Regions from separate parts of the Homo sapiens genome. Here regions 1, 2, 3, 4 and 5 are each linked to region 6. Evidence: chromatin contacts called from ENCODE Hi-C or POLR2A ChIA-PET data. All regions are on one chromosome and are shown on one strand. Each heading gives the region's core, a stretch centred on a gene start or an enhancer-like site at or near the end of the contact. The rest is flanking DNA. Distances are from core to core; before and after follow the strand shown.

Region 1 (3,417 bases), core at 100-2,599, 900 kb after region 6:
CGGTTGTCACTTGAATATAGTTCAGTGCTTATATTAAGATCAAGCAGAAAATGATTATAGTTGCCTCTGGAGGAAGAGTTATAAGCGATGGAGCTGACACTAAATGCAGACATTTTAGCATAGCTGATGTTGGGTCCGAGCTCTGATACGGACGGCATCAGCGTAGTGGCTTTGGCTCAGTGAGGAACGCAGATTCAGTCAGCCCCTGCCATAGAGTAGTCAAGGCTTGGCACGATCCTCCTGGAATGGGTCTTCCTGCCATAAGTCTCCAGCCCATTGTCAGCAGTGCCACCAGAAGAATCTCACCAAAATATAAAGCTGATTGTGTCACTTTCCTGCTCTGTTAGCACCTGTTGCATATGAGAGAAAATCCAAATCTTGACCAACAATCTGGGCCAAGCTTCTCAGCCTCAGCTCCTCCTTGAACAAGCTTGCTTTTAAGCTATAGGCAGCATTTAAGATTAGAGACTTGCTCGGCAGCCAGGATTCACAGTTCCTCAGTCTCTCAGGTCCTACAAATATTGACTAAAAATGACAAGTAAATGTCAGAACCCACAGAACAAACCATGATCGCACAGATATCAAAGGACATGTGATGCTACACTACCATCCAAACATCCATCTAATGAATATTTTTTGAGCATCAACAATGCACCAAGCACAGAGATTACTCATCCCTGCCTCGAGGCTGGGGGAGGCAGCGAGGCAGCTTGAGCTGGTAAATTATAGAAGAGCCCAATGAGTGTTCCTACCAAGGTAGGAACAAGGCGCTGTGTGGGAGCACAGAGAAGGGGACAGGTAGCTCCACCCTCCCCTTCCCTGAGGTGGAAACATCTGAACCAGGTTGTCTTGAAGCAGGACTCAGAGCTAGGTGAAGAAGAGGGAAGAGGGAATGGCACGTGCAGAAGCCAGGAGGCACTGAGGAACCCACGTGGACCATGGAAGGTCATTGTGGAAGAAGCCAAGGCTGTGTGGGGTGGACATGTGAGCTCAGACCCAGCGTCACGTGTCCTTTGATATCTGTGCTGCCGTGGTTTGTTCTGTGGGTTCTGACATTTACTCGTCATTTTTAGACTATATTTGTAGGACCTGAGAGACTAGGGAACTGTAGGAATCCTGGCTGCTGAGCAAGTCTCTAATCTTAAATGCCGTCTGCAGCTTAAAAGCAAGCTTGTTTAAATAGATATGCACCCTGCACCCCTACTTTGGACACACGAGGGAAAGAGCACAGACTTTCGCTTTGATGCCAGCATTCCCTGCCCCGGTGTGCCCTCCCTGGTAAGGCTGTGAGCCTGTTGTGACTCATAGGCTAGGGATCTACCTAAACCTTATTGCAGTGGTTTCTGTTTCAGTCTGTATTTGCAATAATAGCAGCTCTCATTGACCGAGCACTTTGCTAAGGGAAGTCCTGCATTGTCTCATTTAATCCTCACAGCAACCTTCTGAGGGAAGCTCTGTTATCCCTATTTTACAGATGAGTTTAAATTCCTTCCCAAGGATGCATAGCTGGCAGCGTTACTCCCTCTCATGGCACAAACACCAGGGATGTTCTGCTCAAGTCTAGCCTTTCCTCTTACTGCTCACACTTAGCTTTTTTCTGGCTACCAGAAGCTCTTTCAGATTAAAGCAGCTCTTTAAATTGGTGAATGGAAAACAGTTGACATGAAGACATAACCATGAAAGTGTTCAGCTTTTGACTGTCATTTTTCCTTGCACAGGTGATTCTCAAACTTGTTCTTATGGTCAGCAATGATGATGATAGGTTAATTCACTTATATCCTACCTTGATCCCAAAAATATTTGGAATTATTATAATAGATTTTAAAATACACAAACCACTGAGTGCAGTGGTGTGTACCTGTGGTCCCAGCTCCTCAGGAGGCTGATATGGGAGGGTTGCTTGAGTCCAGGATTTCTGGGCTACAGCCTAGATCAGCGCTATGCTGATCAGATGTCCACACTAAGTTCAGCATCAGTATGGTGAGCTCCCGGGAGTGGGTAACCACCAGGTTGCCTAAGGAGGGGTAAACCGGCCCATGTTGGAAACGTGCAGGTCAAAACGCCTGTGCTGATCGGTAATGGGATCGCACCTGTGAACAGCCACTGCACTCCAGCCTGGGCAATATAGCGAGACCCCACCTCTTAAAAAAATATACATACGAGGCTGGGCACAGTGGCTCACGCCTGTAATCCTAGCACTTTGGGAGGCCGAGACAGGTGGATCACAAGGTCAGGAGATCGAGACCATCCTGGCTAACATGGTGAAACCCCGTCTCTACTAAAAAATACAAAAAAATTAGCCGGGCATGGTGGCGGGCGCCTGTAGTCCCAGCTACTTGGGAGGCTGAGGCAGGAGAATAGCGTGAACCCGGGAGGCGGAGCTTGCAGTGAGCCGAGATTGCGCCACTGCACTCCAACCTGGGCGACAGAGCAAGACTCCATCTCAAAAGAAACAAAAAAAAAATATGTATACATACGAACCAATAAACTACGTGAGAGGAAAAGAAACATAAAGATTAAACGACAAGTTTACGAGTCCCCAGGAGGAGGAGCTGGCAGAGAAATGCATGTCCAGGTCATCATAGTCACACGAACATTTAGTGCTGAGCTTCCTGATGGGCAAAGGAGAAAGGGACATGATAGGAGCTAGTTACAAGATTTATGTTAAACTTTCTAAAGATACAAAAGCAAGCCCTTTGCTCCAGGGAAGTACAGCTTTTCCTGATACCAGGATCTGAAAGAAGTTTCTCCCACGGGTCTCTAGAAAGAAGACACAGAGCAATGGAGGCGACAGTGTGTCTTCCCTCTCTTCGGACTTTGGCAGGCACTTGCTTTCCATTGGATTTCAGCTTTCAGCTAGCTAGCAGCTGTTAAAGAATTGCATGCTAAAACCTTTTATGTTTCAGTTAGGGGTTAAAGGGATCGAGGAAGCTGCTCTGAGCATGTAGCCACCAACCAACAGATTCTGCAGATTTTCTTTGAAACTTATGTGCTGAGATGTTTGCCTCGGGTTTACAAAATCCCATAAAAATCCTGCCTGGGTATTATAACTTGGAACCCTCCCAAAGTGCCCAAAGCAATATTTTGTTCCTAGGCCATTCGGTGACATGGTATTACTGCAATAAATACATCATTGGAATGCCCAAGCAGGTTTTCCCGTCGCTGCAGAGTAACTGCTTCCCAGAATCTTCCTTTTGTGTTCCTCTCTGCTGTGAAATGGAGGGTATGCGGCTTCATGCGCAGCTGTGACTTTTTAAATCCTCTTTCCAAAGTGTGGATGTTGCCTTGAGAACCTTGTCCTGTTCAGTGTGAAAGAGCCCTTTATATTTTATATAATCATTTCTTTGGCAAAAAGTATATTCATAGAAATTGACCTCACAGTTTGTCTTTTTGAAATGGCTTTTGGATGCTATTTTT
Region 2 (3,463 bases), core at 101-2,600, 700 kb after region 6:
GCAGCCTAGAAGCAATAGGCTAATACCAAACAGCCTAGGTGTGTAGTAGGCTCTGACATTGTGTAAGTACAGTCTATGATGTTTACACAACCACAAAATCAGCTAACGATGCATTTCTTGTGTCCTCATCATTAAGTGATGGATGACCATATTTGAAATACATGGGTAGACCCACCGTGTTTTTTGTTTTTTTGTTTTGAGACAGAGTCTCTGTCACCCAGGCTGGAGTGCAGTGGCCTGATCTTGGGTCACTGCAACCTCTGCCTCCCGGGTTCAAGCCATTCTCCTGCCTCAGTCTCCTGAGTAGCTGGGACTACAGGTGCACACCACCACGCCAGACTAATTTTTGTATTTTTAGTAGAGACAGGGTTTCACCATGTTGGCCAGGCTGGTCTCGAACTCCTGATCTCAAGTGATCTGCCCTCCTCGGCCTCCCAAAGTGCTGGGATTACAGGTGTGAGCCACCGTGCCTGGCCCCATGGCATATTTATTAATAAGTTTAAAATTGGGCAGGGGTCCCTCAGGGCTGAAATTCAACCTTGAGTTTTTTCTTTTGCTAAGGTGCGTTTTTGAGAGACTTCCCCAAGCATCTTTCAGGTGGGAGAACCACTCTCACTGCACTCCCTGAATCCTTTTTCCCCCTTCATCGTGGCTTTCTCTACTGATTTCCTCCGTGAGAGAGGAAGGGAGCAGCATGAGACACACTGAACTTCTGCCCTGTGCCAGTCCTCCTACATCTCCTGGAAACCTCCCAGCAGGGCTTGAGGAAGATTATTGTCACCTCCATATTACAGATATTATAATAAGAGAAATAACTAACATTGACTGCATGTTTACTATGTGTCAGGCACTATGCTGGGTGTTTTTCAAGCATCATCCCATTCGATTCCCACAGCAATATACTCTAAAGTTGAAACTATTGCCCTGGATGGGAAAACCCGAGGCTCAGAGAGAAGTGTCACATCCTAGGACACACAGCAAGTTATAAGAGCTGGCATTTGAACCCAGGTCTTTCTCAGAGAGGCTGAGCTGCCTCATCACTCATTTCTGGACGAACTAAGGGCTTTTCTCCGTGGAAATGGGGAGAAAGAAGATTCGATGGAGAAGCCTAACACTGATTCCTGCTCAAGGCAAGTCCAGGCACTGGCGCATCTTGCCAGAACTCAGTCTCCGACCCAGGCCTTTCCCTGCACTGGAGAAGCGGCGCGCATGCGCCCGGCCTCCCTCCCGGCCCCGCCCCGCGGGAAGCTACCGCTCCTTGCTTTCAGCTCTGGGGCTTGCGCACTACGTCCCCAGCCAGAGGCTCCTTCCCGGTCGGGGACTTCCGGAACGCCGGGGTGTGGTTCCGGGTCGTGTGCGGCTCGGGGTAATAGGGCTGCTGCTCGGCCGGCCGGCGGCGGCGAGCAGCAGGGGCATGAGGGCTAACCCGGGAAGCGGCAGCTGAGCGGGCCGGGAGGAGCGCCGGTCCCCGTGGATCCCGAGAGTGCAGAGCTCGGGGCAGGGGCCGGGAGGCGTGGGGGAGCCGGGCCCTCCCCTCAGGAACGTGTCCCGGGGCCGACCCGGCCCGTAGTGTGGAAGCAGCTTCAGGTAAAGGTTGCCCCAGCCGCCAGCTCCCCGCCCGTCCGTCAGCCCACCAGCTTGCCCACCTGGCGGCCCTCTCACCCCTCCAGTTTCAGCGCTGCCCGGCGGGCCGCCTGCCGGGCCCTTGTTCAGGTGGCCCGGGCGCGTTCGTTTCCTGGCCATTTCCAGAACTGGAGGCTGTCAGGAGTCTGAGGCGGGTGTGTGGTTTAGGGGAAAAGAAGCCAGCTGACCTGGTAGTGTGGGGGTGGGGGGTGTAGTTGACTCCGGCAGTTTCTGGGCCTGCACTTGGCAATATCTAGGTGCCCTGGTCTTCATAATGTGAAAATCAAGGTTTTCAAGCATTGACTGTGTGGTCCTTGTTTCCTTGCGTCCCTTCTCCCCCTCCCCCTTAAAGAGGTTAACAGCCTTACAGACTTTTTTCTAGCTACAGTGCTGCTGGAACTTTGATTCATTCTTTGTTTATGGGAGTGGCAAGGAGTCATTTAGATTTGTTTAAGGCTGGGAAAAAGAGATTGTAGCGTAAACAAGATTATGACTTTAACCAGAGACCCCCAAATTGACTCAGAAATTGGTTAAAACTTCCTTTTGAATGAATGAAAGTCACTTTGGAAGCCCACCACAGTACCTGGCACTGTACAAAGCACCATGTTGTTATAAACCCAAATCGGCAAAGTTCAAAACTTTCCCAGGTGTGAAGAGTCAAATGGAGACCCATTGGTTTAAAAAAAGCAGCGTTCTCATTCTCTGACAAGCAGGAGAGGTGGATCCGTAATGTTAAAACCCACTTGAGCAGAAGCCTAGATATGGGTTTTATTCCTTATATTTTATGAGCCCACACAAGGTACCTAGTAAACACGGAAAGAGTTCTTGATGAAGCAATAATTGTTTTCATGTTTTTCAGTTTACACACCTGCGGGATTTGGGGCATGCTGGTAGCCCTTTCCCATTCATCTGTGTGCTCATGCCTACCTTCAACTACTGTGTGTCCCAGACTGCACTTACACCCCCTTACATCTCCTAATCTGGCTCCTGGTTACCTTTCCAGTTATGCTTGAAAAGGTCTCCTTCTTTAATTACCCCATCCTGATCCATTACTCTGAATAAGTAGGATCTCTAATCATTTTTGTTCTTTCCTATTCCATTGATTTTTGTAGAACATTCTCCCTACCTTGCCTAGGTTTCCCCTTTTCTCTTTCAGTCTATTGAGACGCTTCCCACGGCTCAGCTGAGTTGGCCTCACCCAACCAATTCAGGACAACCCCACCTGGAAATGATTTTTCCTCTAGAATTCTATAAGCGCTCATTTTTATCTACAATTATTTAACTTAGCAAATGTTTACTGAATATGGATATGTATATATATGCCAGGTACCATGCTAGGCAATTAGAGATAAATATAAGATTCAGTCTTTGCTGCCAGGGAGCTCAATTTAGTGAAAGAGAGATAAGGGAAATGAATAATTCTAACACCGTGATAAGTACATTGTGTGAGAGTTCTTGTGACAGTGGTAGGTGCGGGAGGGGAATGGGTTATTCACCTTTGAGGGATGGGATGTGGCCAGGTAATGCTTCATAATTTGAGGTAAACTAAACTTTGAGTATTTGGGTATTATATAGGGGTTTCTATTGTTTAATCATTTTAACCTCAATTTACAGATTAGGAAGACCCATAATAAATTACACAGCTGGTAGGAGACAGAGCCAGGATTCAAACCCAGGTCTGTCTGATGCCTAAATCTGTGCTTTTTCCATTACATGTCTTGCCTTTTTCTCACATCATCTCCCTCTTTTTATGCAAGTACATATTGAAACCAAAAGTTATATAGGACAAAACATATGAATGTTAAAATGAATGGTACAGAAATCTTTTAAATGTAAAGAC
Region 3 (3,712 bases), core at 108-2,607, 880 kb after region 6:
TATTGTTATTAGCTCGTCTGTTAAATAACATCTTTGAGGTCATAGTTTCTCCCATTGATCTGTGGTTTTAAGTTGCATTTACAGTTACAGGTATAATAATCACCACTTACTAATACTCACACTTGGCCAGGTGATCTGCCAGATACTTTTTTCCATTACACTTTAATCCTTAAAACAACTATTTGAATCAGTTGTCATGTTCATTTTATAAGTGAGAATACTAAAGCTCAGAGAGGTTGCAGGACTTGCTGAGGTCGCACAGCTAGTAGGGGAGTAAGGACTCAAAGCCAAATGGCCAAAGGTTGTACTGCTAGACACTGTGGTGCTTCCTTCTACTGGATAAGGTTACGGGGCCCACGGCTCAGTGGAAGCTGTTGCCTTTCTCTCTAGAGAGACCAAATGTCCCTGCTTCAGCTGGGGGTGGCAGCAAGACTCAGTGGAAACAGCATGGGCTTTGGAACCAAACCAACCCCAGTCCCCAGGCCACCTGTCCCTTTTACAAGCTGTGAAGTTAGGGAAGTCATCAGCCCCTTCTGACCTCAGTTGTCTTTTCTGTAAATAGAGGTAATAATACCTATCTTGCAGGGTTATTGTCTTAACTGAATGCATGTAAAACACTTAGTCCATAGTAGGCGCTCAGTGGACATCAGCTGCCATCATCCCTATTGCCACTATCATGCCAGGCACGCCATAAAACCTGGCTTTCTCTTTAGGTTTTGGTTTACTTCCTTTTCTATCCATATGATTTGGCCTTTGCCTGCACCTTTTGTTTTCCAGTGAATTAAGTCTATAGAAAGTTTTTACCTTGTGGTAGAATGAGCCTTTGAATTGTGTTTGAATTAGAATCTGCTGGAAGCACACTTTATTTTGAAGAAGGAGAAAACTAGACCCAGAGAGTCAACTCAAATGATTTTTTTTACTAATAAGTGAACCATACCATATATCTATAGGGATGGATTAATGGTCACAAGCCTTATTTATCAGATAGCTTATGTCTGCAAATTTAATTTCCTATGCCAAAGATTCTGGAAATAATGTGAACAAACTGTAATTGCCTGTAACAAACACATTTATAAGTAAGTTTTAAAAGTCTTTGTGTTCACAGTTTAGTAGCTCACAGACCCTGTTGCTGTTTCTCAGAAAACATTTAAAAGAGGAAGTATACTTAAATATCCATGTGATTTTGAAAATGAAAATGATTCTATAATTACAGACAGGATTAGAGTGTTGCATGTGCCCATTACATCTCTCCAGCCTCCATGAAGAGTCTCAGTCTGCACCAGAGGAAGCAGAAGTCCCTCTTTCTTCGGTCAGGCCATTTGATGTGTTTATCCTATTAGTAGCTGTAAGGAAAATTCTTCTCTACCAAGACTGATTTTAGCTACTTTCTATGAAAAAACCCTTGCTTTAGTAGAGTTACCCCACCACAGGAAACCAAGGGCCTGAACCACCCAACTCCTGTTCTGCTGCTTACAGAGGCCTGATACTGGAGCTGTTTTACTCCCATAAGCAATGTAAAAGGCATTTTAAACAACTCCAATAGTAATTTTGCATAGTTCTTTCTTTTTGAGTAAATTATAAGTAGTGGCACTTTCTGCCGCATATCTGCAACAGCTTTAAGTGCATTATAAAGAAAAGAAGAAAAATAGCTAGTCAGTAAGGGCATTTCTTTTTCTGCCTTACATGACAATAATGTCCTGAGACAAAGAAGACTTAAAATCAGGAAAATGGCATTGGATTAGCACCGTAAGGCAGATCTGGGGAGAGGACGTATCAGCATCTACCTCTCTGGTTACCTAGCTACTAATCACAGTATGGCAGGCAGCTAGGTGTGTAGATTCTACTGTGTCATCGAACCAATTTTTCAAACAGAAAGTCAGTGAGATGTGATTAAAGCCCAAGTGCTGCAAAAGATACAAGGTGGTCTATTGGAACTCCTCAATCTTCCTGGAAACTGTCACCACATAATCACAGAAATATCAAATCATAGCAAAACTTAAGCTTTCCTTTTCTTTTTTCGCCTTTTTTTTTCTTTTCTTTTTTTTTTTTGGCACACTACTTTTAATAGCAGAACAGTGTGAATTAAGATAATGTGTAACTGAAGTCTAAGAATCCCTGAGGGTCATGCAGATCTCTCAGGTACAGTGTGTCTGAAACCTAACTTATCCTTCAGTAGAGTCTTGGCTACATTTCAGGTAGTGAATAAGGATATAAGGGTGACAGTTGGGTGAACTCAGAGAGCTAACATTCTAATAGAGGAGATGGCTAATAAACAAAGCAATAAAACACATTTGATAGGAATTCTTGCTCTGGCTTTTGTTAGTCCTTCCATTTTCTTTTCTTTTTTCTTTCTTTCTTTTTTTTTTTTTTTTTTTCCTGAGATAGAGTTTCACTCATTTTGCCCAGGCTGGAGTGCAATGGTGCAACCTTGGCCCACTGCAACCTCCACCTTCCAGGTTCAAGGGATTCTCCTGCCTCAACTTCCCGAGTAGCTGGGATTACAGGTGCACACCACCACGCCCGGCTAATTTTTGTATTTTTAGTTGTATTTTTAGACAGGGGTTTTCGCCATGTTGGCCAGGCCGGTCTCGAACTCCTGACCACAAGTGATCCACCTGCCTTGGCCTCCCAAAGTGCTGGGATCACAGGCGTGAGCCACTGCGCCCTGCTAGTCCTTCCTTTTTTTTTTTTTTTTTTTTTTTTTTGAGACGGAGTCTCACTCTTATCACCCAGGCTGGAGTGCAATGGCATGATCTCAGCTCACCGCAACCTCCGCCTCCCGAGTTCAGGCGATTCTCCTGCCTCAGCCTCCCAAGTAGCTGGCGCCACAGGCATGTGCCACCACGCCCAGCTAATTTTTGTATTTTTAGTAGAGATGGGGTTTCACCATCTTGGCCAGGCTGGTCTCGAACTCCTGACCTCGTGATCCACCTGCCTCGGCCTCCCAAAGTGCTGGGATTACAGGCGTGAGCCACTGTGCCTGGCGGTCCTTCCATTTTCTAACTGAAAAGACTTCCTTGAGTCCTCAGGTTTGGGAGTTCCCCTCCTAGAGGGAGTCTCTCTGGCTCCCAGGCTCAGGCATAACTTCATTCTTTCCACTCGTTTCCACGCATCTCCTAATTGGGCTACCAGCACCCCTCCTTGATGCAGGCAGGGAGAAGTGGACAGGGCAGAAAGGGCTGGGTAAATTCATGAGCAGTAAATGACTCCATCAACAGTGGCCATCAAGGGAAACAGGCCATGTTCCAGCCATGGAAGCTGGGAAGGGACACTAATCCTCTCCAGAGATCAGTATCCCTCAGCCACTTAGGCTTGTGGCAGAGGCACTGTGGCCCTGTCCCCAGTAAGTTCCAAATACACTGATCTTGCCAGCTGCTGGTAAGCACCTTGCAAAAGAAGAGAATGAGAGCCCCCGCTTTTCCTTGAGTACAGTGAAAGCTCCTTTTGGAGAGGTAGGTTCCTTATGGTTTACCAGCACCGCAGCTGGCCCAGGGTTGGTGGTTAGCACATTTGTGGAATGAACTAAGATGTAGTGAAAACCAGTCCACAGCTCGTAGCCACGTGTCTCTCAGCCAGCCCACACCTGAGGCCACCACTTTGTGTTTAGGAGTGGATTCACTGTACTTTGGTTATCAGAGATTAAACTCCCTTGGAGAATTACATCATCAAATGAAAATGTAAATGTGTTTAAAATGAAAGGCGATGCATATCC
Region 4 (3,544 bases), core at 1-2,500, 760 kb after region 6:
ACTTCTTCCACCCTGAGCTCTCTGTCTAGGCCTCATTTCTGCAGTTAGCTGTGAACCTTGCCAGTCTGTGGTGGCTTCCTTTGTTGTGGAGCCATCTTCTAAAAATTCCATGAGGTAGAATTCACCATTGGCTTAAGGCTTTTCAAAGGAAGGCAGACTCTTGCCATGGAAAGAACATGTTTGTCAGGCTTGGGTTAAAATCTTTTGATCTGAGAGCTAAAGGGTGAGTAAGAACTAGCTAAGAAAAGGGGGAGGAGAAAGGAACAGAAGGTCTGAGGCAAGGGGAATTTGGCAATTTTGAGGAACCAAAAGAAAGTTGTGTGACTGGAGCCCTAGGGTGAAGTAGATCGTGGTGAAAAGTGAAGCTCTGGGGGAAGACCGGGTATGATTGGTAGAGGTGTTCTCTTTAACCTCATGGCACGGGGAAGCCTTGAACAAGGATTTAAATGGGGAGGTGAGGTAATCAAATTTGTTTTGAAAAGACCCCTGGGGCTGTGCTGCCGAGTATATCCCTGAGAAGGGTTTGTGAGGATAGAGAAACTAATCAAGACATTTTTTGCAGTGCTCTGGGTGAGAGAGTGGTAACTTGGGCTTGCTTGTTAGAATGAAGATGGAGTGAATGAATTCGAGAGATATTTAGTAGTAGGCAAAAGTGGTAGGATTTGATGATGTATGCAGAGAACAGGGTTAGAAGGGGGTTTGAAGGATGATTTCCTGGTCCGTGTCCGGCTTGTGGAGCTGGATGGATAATGAAACCATCCCTGAGTTAGGAAGCACTGAAAGAGGGCTTCTCCCTCAAAGAACGAGGCCATAATTTTACTATCTTGAAGATATCTCTCCAGAGAAATCAAATGACAGCCCAGGGTCACCTAGCTGGGCATAGAATCCAGGTGTTCTAATTCTCAAAGATTCTTATTTTCTTCTTTTCTTTTTTTTTTTTTTTTTTTGAGACGGAGTTTCTGTCACCCATTGGCAGCTGTTTTGGACCTGCTGACTACAGATCATAGACTGTTACCATGTCCTTGAAGACACTGTACATCTTTTTGGGAGGTGGGGTATATCCTATTGTCTGGTTTGTGTTTGGGGAATCTGAGGCAGTGCTTTTTGAGGTGAGAGTGGAGCAAAAAGCCTCTTTTTTGTTCTCGCTTGTCAGCCAGCCTTGAAACTGGCCAAGGAATTGCCTTCAGACGTTAGTCACCTTCCAGACACTTCCTCTCCCATCAGTCACTTCCTCTCAGATGACAGGGATGTGCACTCAGATGCCCAGCCTGACTCACCAGGCCATTCAGAGGAGAAAACGATAGGGTAATTTTATTCTTTTATTTTCGAGAGAGTAATTTTAAATGAGGCAGATGCCAGGTGTCATTTAAGACGTGTTGATTGTAATTGTTGGAGGTTAGGGGACTAAGAGGTAAACAACATGGACGTATTTTTGTTACAATGAGATTACTGTTGTTGTACTACCTTCTCACTACCTGACTAATTACCAGGTTAGAAGAGGGAATCTGGTTGGAATGAATATCGAGCACTGAGGTCTAGCCCAGGAGACAATCCTTGTAGGTATGGAGGGGACTAGGGATGGTGTCATTTTACATTCAGCCTTCTCATCCTGGGGTACTTTGCTCTGCATGGTTTGCAGTAGAGAGATTGTCTTCTCCCTCGAAGAATGAGGCCATGATTTTACTATCTTGAAGACCTCTATCCAGAGAAATCAAATGACAGCCTAGGCTCCACCTAGCTGGGCATAGAATCCAAGTGTTCTAATTCTCAGAGATTCTTATTTTCTTATTTTCTTTTCTTTTTTTTTTTGAGTCAGAGTCTCTGTCGCCTAGGCTGGAGTGCAGTGGTGTGATCTTGGCTCACTGCAACCTCCGCCTCCCGGGTTTAAGCGATTCTCCTACCTCAGCCTCCCAAGTAGCTGGGATTACAGGTGCGTGCCACCACGCCCAGCTAATTTTTGTATTCTTTCTAGAGGCGGGGTTTCACCATGTTGGTCAGGCTGGTCTCCAACTCCTGACCAGGTAATCCGCCTGCCTCGGCCTCCCAAAGTGCTGGGATTACAGGTATGAACCACTGTGCCCAGCTGAGATTTTTATTTTCATTAATGGGGTTCATACAAAATGGAAACTTGATTTCCAGGACTACTAGGCCATGTGTTAGAAGGAACACTGACAGGGAATCAGAAGACTTGAGTGTTAGTCCTGGCCATGCAGTTCCTTCTCTCTGATGTAGGACAAGTAATCTCTCATCTATGAGCCTTGATTTCTGCGTGTTTAGAATCAGGAATGTGGCTTAGATGACCTCTTGGATTCTTTTTGGCTTTAAGATTCCAGAGTTTTGTGATTAGGGAGGTGATTGACATCAGTGAGATGTAGGGGGGTACAGATGGGAAAACTACAACTTTTGAAGAGTTAATCTTTTGTGTATACATTGGAACTTTCCTCTTAATTATCCTAACAGAACAGTGATCTAGGGAGTATTAGCTCCAGGTGAGGGAACAGGCTGAGAGAGAGAAAGTGAGGTGCTCAAGGATTCCCCACTAGTGTGTGGCAGAGCTGGTATTCAGCTCCTTTTTCTCCTATTCCAGTACCACAGCTCTTTTTCCTAGACTCTTGCAGTCGTTGTTATGGCGAAAACAAAAACAGTTAACATTTGAAATTTTTTAAAATTTAAAAACAAAAGTTTTTCCTTTAGCAGTGGACTTGAAACCTGACGGACTGCTTCAGATCTTTTTATCAGTTATATGGATTGGGCAAGTTACTGCATCTTGTTAGCCTTAACTTCCTTACATGTAAAAAAAAAAAAAAAAAAGATATTGGGACTGGGGAAGGGGAATGCTTTCACACGTAGTAACTGGTGTGTGCCTCACAAATGTTTGTTTATTTCCATTGATTTTTCTGGTGTGCAGAGTGGATTCGTTCACACATCTCTATCCATCGAATACATCATTTACTAGGCACCCACACTGTACTGGCTCATTTCAAACATTTATTGCATACCAGCTCTGCACCGTGCACTGATAAATAAAATGGGGCTGACTGCCCTTGGGGAACTTAAAAGACAAGAGCGGCCATATGGCCATCAAGTGGAGAAACTATACTTTACATGAATGATCGTGCCCAGTGCTGAGGACTGTGACAGTGGTCCATGACATTAGGTGCACCTGACCGAGCAGAGGAACAGAACCACGAACAACAAACCAGAGAGCAAATGTGATGGGCACTATAGATGAATAGTAGATGAATACTGTCTACGGCTCGGATCTGAGCCAGTTTCTTATCCTTGGTGTGGTTGTCCGAATTTCAGTTGTATTCCTACAGGCCAGGGAATTCAGCTTTGGTCACTCTTATAATGAAGCCCAGAATGGTACTCTCCACATAGAAATGTGGAAGTTTTTAAAAATGGCAGTGATAAATTTCAAATGTCATTATTCTTTGAGGCTTGCAACTACATGGCAGTATCATAAGAGCTGTGTTTTATTAGTATTTCCACTTTACTTTCTGTTAAACTGAAGTTTAACACCTAGACAAAGATACATGTAAGA
Region 5 (3,713 bases), core at 99-2,598, 780 kb after region 6:
GCGATATGGATAAAGAAACCCAGCATTTTAAACTGTCAGAGCTGGGAGCAAGGCTAGCCTGAGAACAAATTAATCACATATTGTCAAGGCAAAGTTGCATCAAATTAACACATCGGATTCCAGCATATTAATGTCAGAATGCTTTCACCTGATTATTACTGCAAACCATTGCCACTCTTTGAATGCAAAGATATAATTAAATTGCTAAATAGAAAGTGCATATAATATCTCCACATGCATTTAGGATGCATGAGCTGAAAAGTGCACATCCTAGGAAGTGACAGATTCTATTTGTAGGGGAGAAACTTTACTTTTTTTCCCCTTTTATTTACTTGAGAGTACTAGAGTATGAAATTAGAAAAGTTAGTTATGTTATTCATATTCTATATGAATTAGATGAAATACAGGTTTAATTTAACTGATTTGCTACACTGACTATGAGTACATAATTACCTCTGCATTTTTCTGGAAGAGAAATGGGACAATGTTGCAAAATAGTACTTTGCATCAAAATTGCCCATTACACATAATCCTGGTGGTGGATTCGTCATCAGAAAGTGCTTAGGAGAAACTAGATTGGCCATTCTGACAACTGTCTTTTATGTAAGGATTACTTTCTGTCTCAGCTTAATCTAATATGTGTTCTATTATATTTAAAATAAGAATTCAGGCAGAAGCCCAGCTGTGGTTGACCTTTTGGCTCAAGGAGGCAGCCCAGCAGGAAGAACTTGCTTTTTATTAGTCCCTGTTTGTCCCAGGTGATACTTGGGCCAGGCTTTCTGACTTGCTGTCTTTGTTATCCACAATCAGCCTTGCTGTCCCTGTTACTCACACTTAGATTTGGCTACTCTCCCTGTGTCCTCTACCAAGCTCTGTTGGCGCTGTGCATTGAAATCTTCCTTAAATCTCACTTCTTTCATGAAGTCTCCTTCAGCAACTCACACTTCATAGACTTCTCTTTTCAGCTTTGGGATTGAGCGGTCTTGCATTTACAACAGCTCACTTAGCAGAGCTAAAGGGCTTGTAAATTCAAAAAAGGGAAGTAGTGATTGCTAGGAGCCACCATGGGTTTCCTCAGAACCAAGCAGGGCAGAACAAGCCCATTTCTTTCTTGGATAGGGTTGTTAGCTAGATAGAGGGCTGTGGTTAAAATTCTTTGTTCTGAATTTCAGTAAAGCATCAATTTTTGCATAGTATTCTTGCACGCAAGCTGGAGATATTCTCCAGTCACATTGTGGTCAGGTGGACTTTGCACCTGGCTGAGAGACGAGGCACAGAGTGGTGATTAATGGATTTATGTCAAACTGGAGAGCTATCTTTCGTGGCAAGCTGTAGGTCTCTTGTGTGTTCATTGCTGTCAGGGACCTGAATGAGAACATTGATGATAGGCTGATGACACTTGTGGAAGGCAGAAGGCTGGGAAGAATAGCAGGCATGTGCAGTGACAAAGTCAGGGACTAAAGTGGTCTTGACACACCAAAATGATACTTGCACTTAAGTCATAAGATGCAGTCATTTGTGTATGGGGGTGGCAGTGGAAAAGGGGAAGAGGAAGATGAGGTTTAACCAAGTAGCACATGAAAGAAAAGGTTTAGGGTCATGGTTAATTGTAACCTCAGTATGATTCAGCAGAGCCAGGTAGTTAGAAGGAAAACTCATGCATTCATTTCTCAAATATTTCTTGAGTGCCTGTATGTGCCAGGGACTTGACTAATGCTGAGGATACAATAGTGAATGAGATAGTCCCTAATTTAATGGTATGTGTAATCTTGTAGGGAAGTCAGACAATTATAATATAGCATAATAAATGCTATGAGAGGAAAAGTTTAGTATGGTGAGTTTCTTCTTTTTTTTTTTTCTTTGAGACGGAGTCTTGCTCTGTCACCCAGGCTGGAGTGCAGTGGCGTGATCTCAGCTCACTGCAGGCTCTTCCTCCTGGGTTCAAGTGATTCTTCTGCCTCAGCCTCCCAGGTAGCTGGGACTACAGGCATGTGCCACCATGCCTGGCTAATTTTTTTGTATTTTTAGTAGAGATGGAGTTTCACCATGTTGGCCAGGCTGGTCTTGAACTCCTTACCTCAAGGGATCTGCCCGCCTCGGCCTTGCAAAGTGCTGGGATTACAGACATGAGCCACCACGCCTGGCCTAGTATGGTGAGTTTCTTAGAGGAAGGACACCTGGCCTGGGCTTCGCATGGGAGAATATCAGGGAAGACTCCTTAGATGACCCCTAAGCCAAGCCTTGAAGGATGGGAGGAGGTTAGGCAGGAGGCTTCTAGGTAGGTGAAGTGCTGGTGTAAACATCTGAGGTGAGAGATGCTGGTAAATTCTGGGCAATGAAAGTAGTAGGGTATGACTGGAATGTGGAGGCTGAGAGCAGAGGAGGTGAGAGACGAGGCTTGATCAAGAAGAGTTTTGATTTGCTCCTGCTAGTTGTATTTGGAGCAGGAAACTGACATCCTTACGTCTGAATAAATCACCATGGCTGTGGTTAGCAAAAGTAGGGAATTTAGTGTGGTGAGGTATAGTAAGTTCTGTACAACAGACATTTACAACTATAAGTGTCTATTCAGACAAGTGCCACAAGGAGGTGGTAGAGACTAGGAACCGGGTGGGGCATATGAGTTGGGCTTTACAGAATCCATCCAGAGAAGATGTGAACATTGCCTGAAAATAGTAGAAGGGTTCTTGGGTAGAAGATGCTCTGCATGGCTCTGCCAGGCTGGACAGAGCAAAGGCAGTTGTCTTCATTCATTTTATGTTGCTATAACAAAATGCTGGAGACTGAGTAGTTTATAAAACAAAAAGGTTTTTATGGTTCACAATTCTGATGGCTGGAAAGTTCGAGATTGGGCATCTGCACCTGGTGAGGGCCTCAGGCTGCTTTTACTCATTAAGGAAGGCAGATGGGGAGCTGGGGAATGCAGAGATCACATGGTGAGAGAGGAAGAAGGACACGGGGAGGTATCAGGCTTTTTTTTTTTTTTTGAGACAGGATCTCACTGTATCACCTAGGCTGGAGTGCAGTGGTGTGATGACAGCTTGCTGCAGCTTCAGACTCTTGGGCTCAAGCAGTCCTTCTGCCTCAGCCTCTCAGGTAGCTGGGACCACAGGTGCATGCCACCATGCCCAGCTAATTTTTAAAAATTATTTTTTGTAGAGATGGCGTCTCCCTTTGTTTGTTGCCCAGGCTGGTCTCAAACTCCTGGGCTCAAGTGATCAACCCAACCTCTTTTTAATAAGCAGCTGTCTCTGGAACTAATAGAGTAAGAACTCACTTCTCAGGGAAGGTATTAATTTATTCATGAGGGATCTGCCTCCATGATCCAAACACCTCCCATTAGGCCCCATTTCCAACATTTGGGATCAGATTTCAACATAAGGTTTGAAGAGGACAAACATCCAAACCATAGCAGAGGTGTTAATCATCTTTCCATGATTAAGGGTTCAGTGTTGGCTGTTTGTGTCCTAACTCCCTAGACTTGCATTGACATACCAGGGCTGCTGCACTGCTTTGGGCCAAAGATTTCCTCATCTGTAAAATAATAAACCATACAATATGTGAAGGCCAGAGATAGTGTTTTACAAAGCACCTGGTATGGACTTGTGCTGAGTAGGAATCTAGCCAGTTATTGTAGAATCGAGTTATTGGAGGCTGGGCATGGTGGCTGATGCCTGTAATCCCAGAAGTTTGGGCGGCTGAGACTGGGGAAT
Region 6 (3,784 bases), core at 593-3,092:
ACAGCAAATGGCTAAATGAAATTCCACATTATTCCTGCAAACACCACTGGGAAGAAGTCATCTGTGACGCACAGCTTCTGTGCCAGGTGTAAGGACGTGCTTAATGAATGCCATTTAATGAAGAAAAAGGCTCTTATAAAACACCTGGCACAAGCAGGGTGCGGGAGTCACAGAGAAGGGGACCTTTGCTGCACCTGCTGGCATTTTAATAAGCACCTTCTAGAGCGCCCGCTCTCCAAGGCTGGTCAATGGTGTCAGAAAGAGGTCCCTGACCATTGCCCACACTTGCTGACAGTTTGGGGAACCTTATTTCTTAAAGACCATATGCTCAGGTATCGGATCACCCTGGAAGGTAATTAAAATGAATCATTTTCAGCTGGAAGGGCCTGACTAACACTCGAATCCTCCTCAATGACTTCACAGCCAGGATTCCTGCTCCAAGTCCCCTGTGTTTCCCAAGTGAGGCTCTGAATTACGATTGAGATCTGTGAAGACCCAGAGATGTGAGGAGATATTGTAATTCTTTCTTGTAACTTGTTTCCGCTAAAACAGAAAGTCAGTTATTTTAATCACTCTAGGCTCTAAAATATTTTCAGTTGTGGTTTTCTTTTCATATTGATTTTGGAGCCAACCTCAGGGAGAAACCACCATGCGCAAAGTTTACTATCATTTGTCACGGTCTGATGAGTCTCTTTTTTGTTTCGTTTTGTAATTGACACAAGCCAAGACAAGTAAGGTTTTGTAAAACTTAAAAGAGACCTATTTCCTCTACAGTTATATTCACTATCTTATAAACCTTCTATGCCCAGACCTAAAACTTAATTCCAAGTATTACCCAGTGAACACAGGCCCATGCCAGGGGAGCTGGACCAGTATCAACAGGCACACAAGGCCGCTATAATTAGGATGTGGCGACTGACTCAGCGCACTTTTTTTATTGTGCTCCTACTGTGTGCTAGGCACTGCCTGGCACCGAGACAGTTTAAGAAACCAAATGAAACGTGTATCTTCCCCTTTAGGAATTTATCCATAAGTCAACTGAAACACGAACATAAATCTCCTATATCACAAAGTAAAAGCTCTGAATATCAAAAGATAGGCCATAAAGGACAATATGGTTATATGCTTCAATTTTAAAACAGTGGCATGAAAAAGAAATAACTGGGTGTGGTGGCTCATGCCTGTAATCACAGCACTTTGGGAGGCCAAGGCGGGTGGATCACGAGGTCAGGAGTTCAAGACCAGCCTGAACAACATGGTGAAACCCCGTTTCTACTAAAAAATATAAAAATTAGCCGGGCGTGGTGGCGTGTGCCTGTAATCCCAGCTACTCAGGAGGCTGAGGCAGGAGAATTGCTTGAACCTGGGAGGTGGAGGCTGCAGTAAGCAGAGATCACGCCATTGCACTCCAGCCTGGGTGACAGAGTAAGACTCCATCTCAAAAAAAAAAAAAAAAAGAAATAACCAAAATAACAAACATCTGTTGAGAGTCTACTACAGGCCAGGCACTCTGTTAGGCCCTGGGAGGTATCCAGGGACATGGGAGCCATGGTCCCACCTGCAAAAAGAAAAGACTGTGGCTGGGGAGAAGAGGCCCGAGCAATGAAATAGTAATTCAAGAGTCTAGACAGTGGCCCAAGAGATGTCACAAAGCCAAGGATGGGCAACGGAGGCTCCGGGAGTCAGAGAGGTAGGAAATGGGATTTGACTTGCATGGCTGGGAGGGGCTTTCCAGGGAGGCCCGCGTGAAGGCTTTGTTCCTGGAATTTTCACTCCTGTAATTATTTAGGACTATGGCAGTTACTACTCACTGGGCACTTGCACCATTCCTCATGTTCATACACATCTCTAATGTAAACAACCCAGCAAGGGAAGTAGTACCCTATATGTGGGGGAAAAGTGGTTCAGAGAGGTTAAGTAACTCACCCAAAGTCACACAGCTGAAGAAAATGGCTGGGCTAGGATGTGCGTTCATGCTCTTTCCACCATGCCATGTTGCTTTACTGAGATGACACAGGGCACAAAGTAAGTGCAAACACAGACCTGTTCATTTTCCATTCAGGAAGCCCATTTGCCACGACCAATGCAACTCCAACCTACCAGGCTGACTGTAGAATGGGTTTTCCTCATGGGCAACACATACACACATGCATGCATGCGCGTGCATGCGTGCACACACACACACACACACACACACACACACAAAACCAAATCACTGTGCATTGGACAAGGGGAAAAAAAAGCTGCCACTGGAAGATGAAGGAAATCACAATTCCAAACTCCCCAAGTTCCTAAATGCATAAAGTACGTGCAGCTTGACGGCATATGGCAAATCAATTACTAGTTTAAATCTTAAAACAAAAACATGGCAAGTGTGGTGCAGAAATAATCAAGAACAACGGTTAGGTTTAGATTACAGTGGGCCACTAGAGTTTTGAATACAATTAATCATCATTCCAGGCAATGGGAAGCCATATTGACACTTATTCCTAATTTGAATATTTAATTAGGGTGAAGTTCTTCATCAAATTATCGCAGAACTGGGAGAAAGCCTGGAAGACTTACACAATTACTATCTTAACCCCTTCCCAGCTGCTCACCTGTGAACACAGCCATTCTAGTCCCAGCTCCGCAGGGGAGGTTGCCTGTGCCCAGTCTCTGATGCTGTGGGGTGCTGGAGGGGTGCTGGTGACTGGAGTTGCAACTGCAGCAGGCGGGAGCCACGTGGTGGCAAAGGAAAGGTCTAAGGGGATGCCCTGCTCATGCTTAGGCTAAGTTCTGCATTGAACCCTGGACACAGACAGAAAGCCAGCATGCATGGGTGCTCACTGGGCACCAGGGTGGTGCTTTCTGTGTCCCCCCCCAATTTAATTCTCATGACAAATCCTGCAAAGGAGGCATTTCTATCCCCATTTCACAGAGGAAGAAACAGGCTCAGAGAGTGATAAAACTCACTCAAAGTAACACCGCCTGTGAGTGGTGTAAAGAAGGCCCAAGGGACACACACACACACACACACACACACACACACACACACACACACACAGAGTTACTCACCAAAAGTGATGACAAAGAGAACACGCAAAGGCCCACAAAAATGTTTTCAAGGCTGTATTTTGGATCATCTGCACCGTGTGGCTAAATCAAAGGAAAACCAAAACCCAGGCCTCTTCAATCAGCATTCTAAAATTTAACTCTTGGGTTCAAAATGCATTACTGAGCCCCCCCCCACAATGGAAGTCACGATGCCGTTGTGGCCAGGGGCTCAGCAGAATGGTGGAGGTGGGGGCAGCAAAGCTCAAGGAACAGTCCCACAAGGCCGATTTGAGGCAAGGTGACAAGGTGGCCATCCAAACCCCGCAGAGTAGGACTCGAGAAGGTGGGCGCTGCGGGACAGGTGTCCTTGGGGAGGGGAATGTTTGCAACAGGACAAAAAAATGTGAACTCTTTCTTCTTTCAAGATGGCCAAGGCTCAATGATAGCATTTAGAACTATACATCAGCTTGGTGATTACGTTCCTTAATGTACGCCTTTGCTATCTGAAAAGACTTTTACTAACATTTCATAGATACTATGTGATTCTACGTGACCAAAAACAACACATTTTGCCACATAATCTCCCCGAAGGACTCAGGACACGGCCAAGGGCTGAGTGCACACATGGGACTGGACCACGGTAGGTCCAGAGACCTTTCTGCTTCCAGCCTCCACCGAGAAGCCGAAAAGGAGGGACATCCTGATAGTTTCAGGTTAGCCATCTCTCCTTAAAAGCCTGTGACGGGTT

Evidence for each region. Hi-C counts contacts between places; a loop is a spot of excess contacts on that map. ChIA-PET counts read pairs that join two places held with the same protein, here RNA polymerase II (POLR2A). Pooled maps may share reads with other maps.
Region 1: a pooled map shows a loop between it and region 6 (4-fold over the local background). The contact joins the enhancer-like site here to the promoter of NRON in region 6. A Hi-C loop is called at or near these places in 8 of 50 pooled maps. POLR2A ChIA-PET finds 5 or more read pairs at or near these places in 2 of 52 experiments (BJ and GM10248).
Region 2: a map of naive thymus-derived CD4-positive, alpha-beta T cell shows a loop between it and region 6 (6-fold over the local background). The contact joins the promoter of MAPKAP1 here to the promoter of NRON in region 6. A Hi-C loop is called at or near these places in 1 of 168 maps with a recorded cell type or tissue (naive thymus-derived CD4-positive, alpha-beta T cell), 1 of 37 single-sample maps with no recorded cell type and 6 of 50 pooled maps.
Region 3: a loop to region 6 is called in a pooled map, with 4 times the contacts of the local background. The contact joins the enhancer-like site here to the promoter of NRON in region 6. A Hi-C loop is called at or near these places in 1 of 37 single-sample maps with no recorded cell type and 9 of 50 pooled maps. POLR2A ChIA-PET finds 5 or more read pairs at or near these places in 1 of 52 experiments (GM10248).
Region 4: a loop to region 6 is called in a pooled map, with 8 times the contacts of the local background. The contact joins the enhancer-like site here to the promoter of NRON in region 6. A Hi-C loop is called at or near these places in 1 of 37 single-sample maps with no recorded cell type and 6 of 50 pooled maps.
Region 5: a pooled map shows a loop between it and region 6 (8-fold over the local background). The contact joins the enhancer-like site here to the promoter of NRON in region 6. A Hi-C loop is called at or near these places in 2 of 37 single-sample maps with no recorded cell type and 7 of 50 pooled maps.

The regions. Positions count from the first base shown.
Region 1 is chr9:125,511,628-125,515,044 of GRCh38, reverse strand. The region is part of intron 7 of MAPKAP1 (MAPK associated protein 1); the gene reads left to right. It also overlaps the pseudogene RN7SL30P. Among named protein-coding and RNA genes, the nearest start is that of MAPKAP1, 190 kb to the left of the region's middle. Within about 2 kb of position 1,349, at least 19 of the 41 ENCODE cell types and tissues checked have a DNase peak (open chromatin) inside an H3K27ac peak, as active enhancers do.
Region 2 is chr9:125,705,095-125,708,557 of GRCh38, reverse strand. MAPKAP1 (MAPK associated protein 1) reads left to right here and starts at 1,350. Exons shown (of 12, transcript NM_001006617.3): 1 at 1,350-1,587. RefSeq lists enhancers at 977-1,136, 1,134-1,428 and silencers at 1,137-1,306, 1,417-1,646.
Region 3 is chr9:125,527,841-125,531,552 of GRCh38, reverse strand. All of the region lies in intron 7 of MAPKAP1 (MAPK associated protein 1), which reads left to right. Among named protein-coding and RNA genes, the nearest start is that of MAPKAP1, 180 kb to the left of the region's middle. RefSeq lists enhancers at 1,163-1,322, 3,596-3,645, 3,696-3,712. Within about 2 kb of position 1,357, at least 3 of the 41 ENCODE cell types and tissues checked have a DNase peak (open chromatin) inside an H3K27ac peak, as active enhancers do.
Region 4 is chr9:125,647,202-125,650,745 of GRCh38, reverse strand. The region is part of intron 4 of MAPKAP1 (MAPK associated protein 1); the gene reads left to right. Among named protein-coding and RNA genes, the nearest start is that of MAPKAP1, 58 kb to the left of the region's middle. RefSeq lists enhancers at 1-166, 207-256, 317-586, 597-646, 282-1,481. Within about 2 kb of position 1,250, at least 14 of the 41 ENCODE cell types and tissues checked have a DNase peak (open chromatin) inside an H3K27ac peak, as active enhancers do.
Region 5 is chr9:125,630,371-125,634,083 of GRCh38, reverse strand. All of the region lies in intron 4 of MAPKAP1 (MAPK associated protein 1), which reads left to right. Among named protein-coding and RNA genes, the nearest start is that of MAPKAP1, 75 kb to the left of the region's middle. Within about 2 kb of position 1,348, at least 7 of the 41 ENCODE cell types and tissues checked have a DNase peak (open chromatin) inside an H3K27ac peak, as active enhancers do.
Region 6 is chr9:126,408,562-126,412,345 of GRCh38, reverse strand. NRON (non-coding repressor of NFAT) reads left to right here and starts at 1,842. Exons shown (of 1, transcript NR_045006.1): 1 at 1,842-3,784. All of the region lies in intron 6 of MVB12B (multivesicular body subunit 12B), which reads right to left.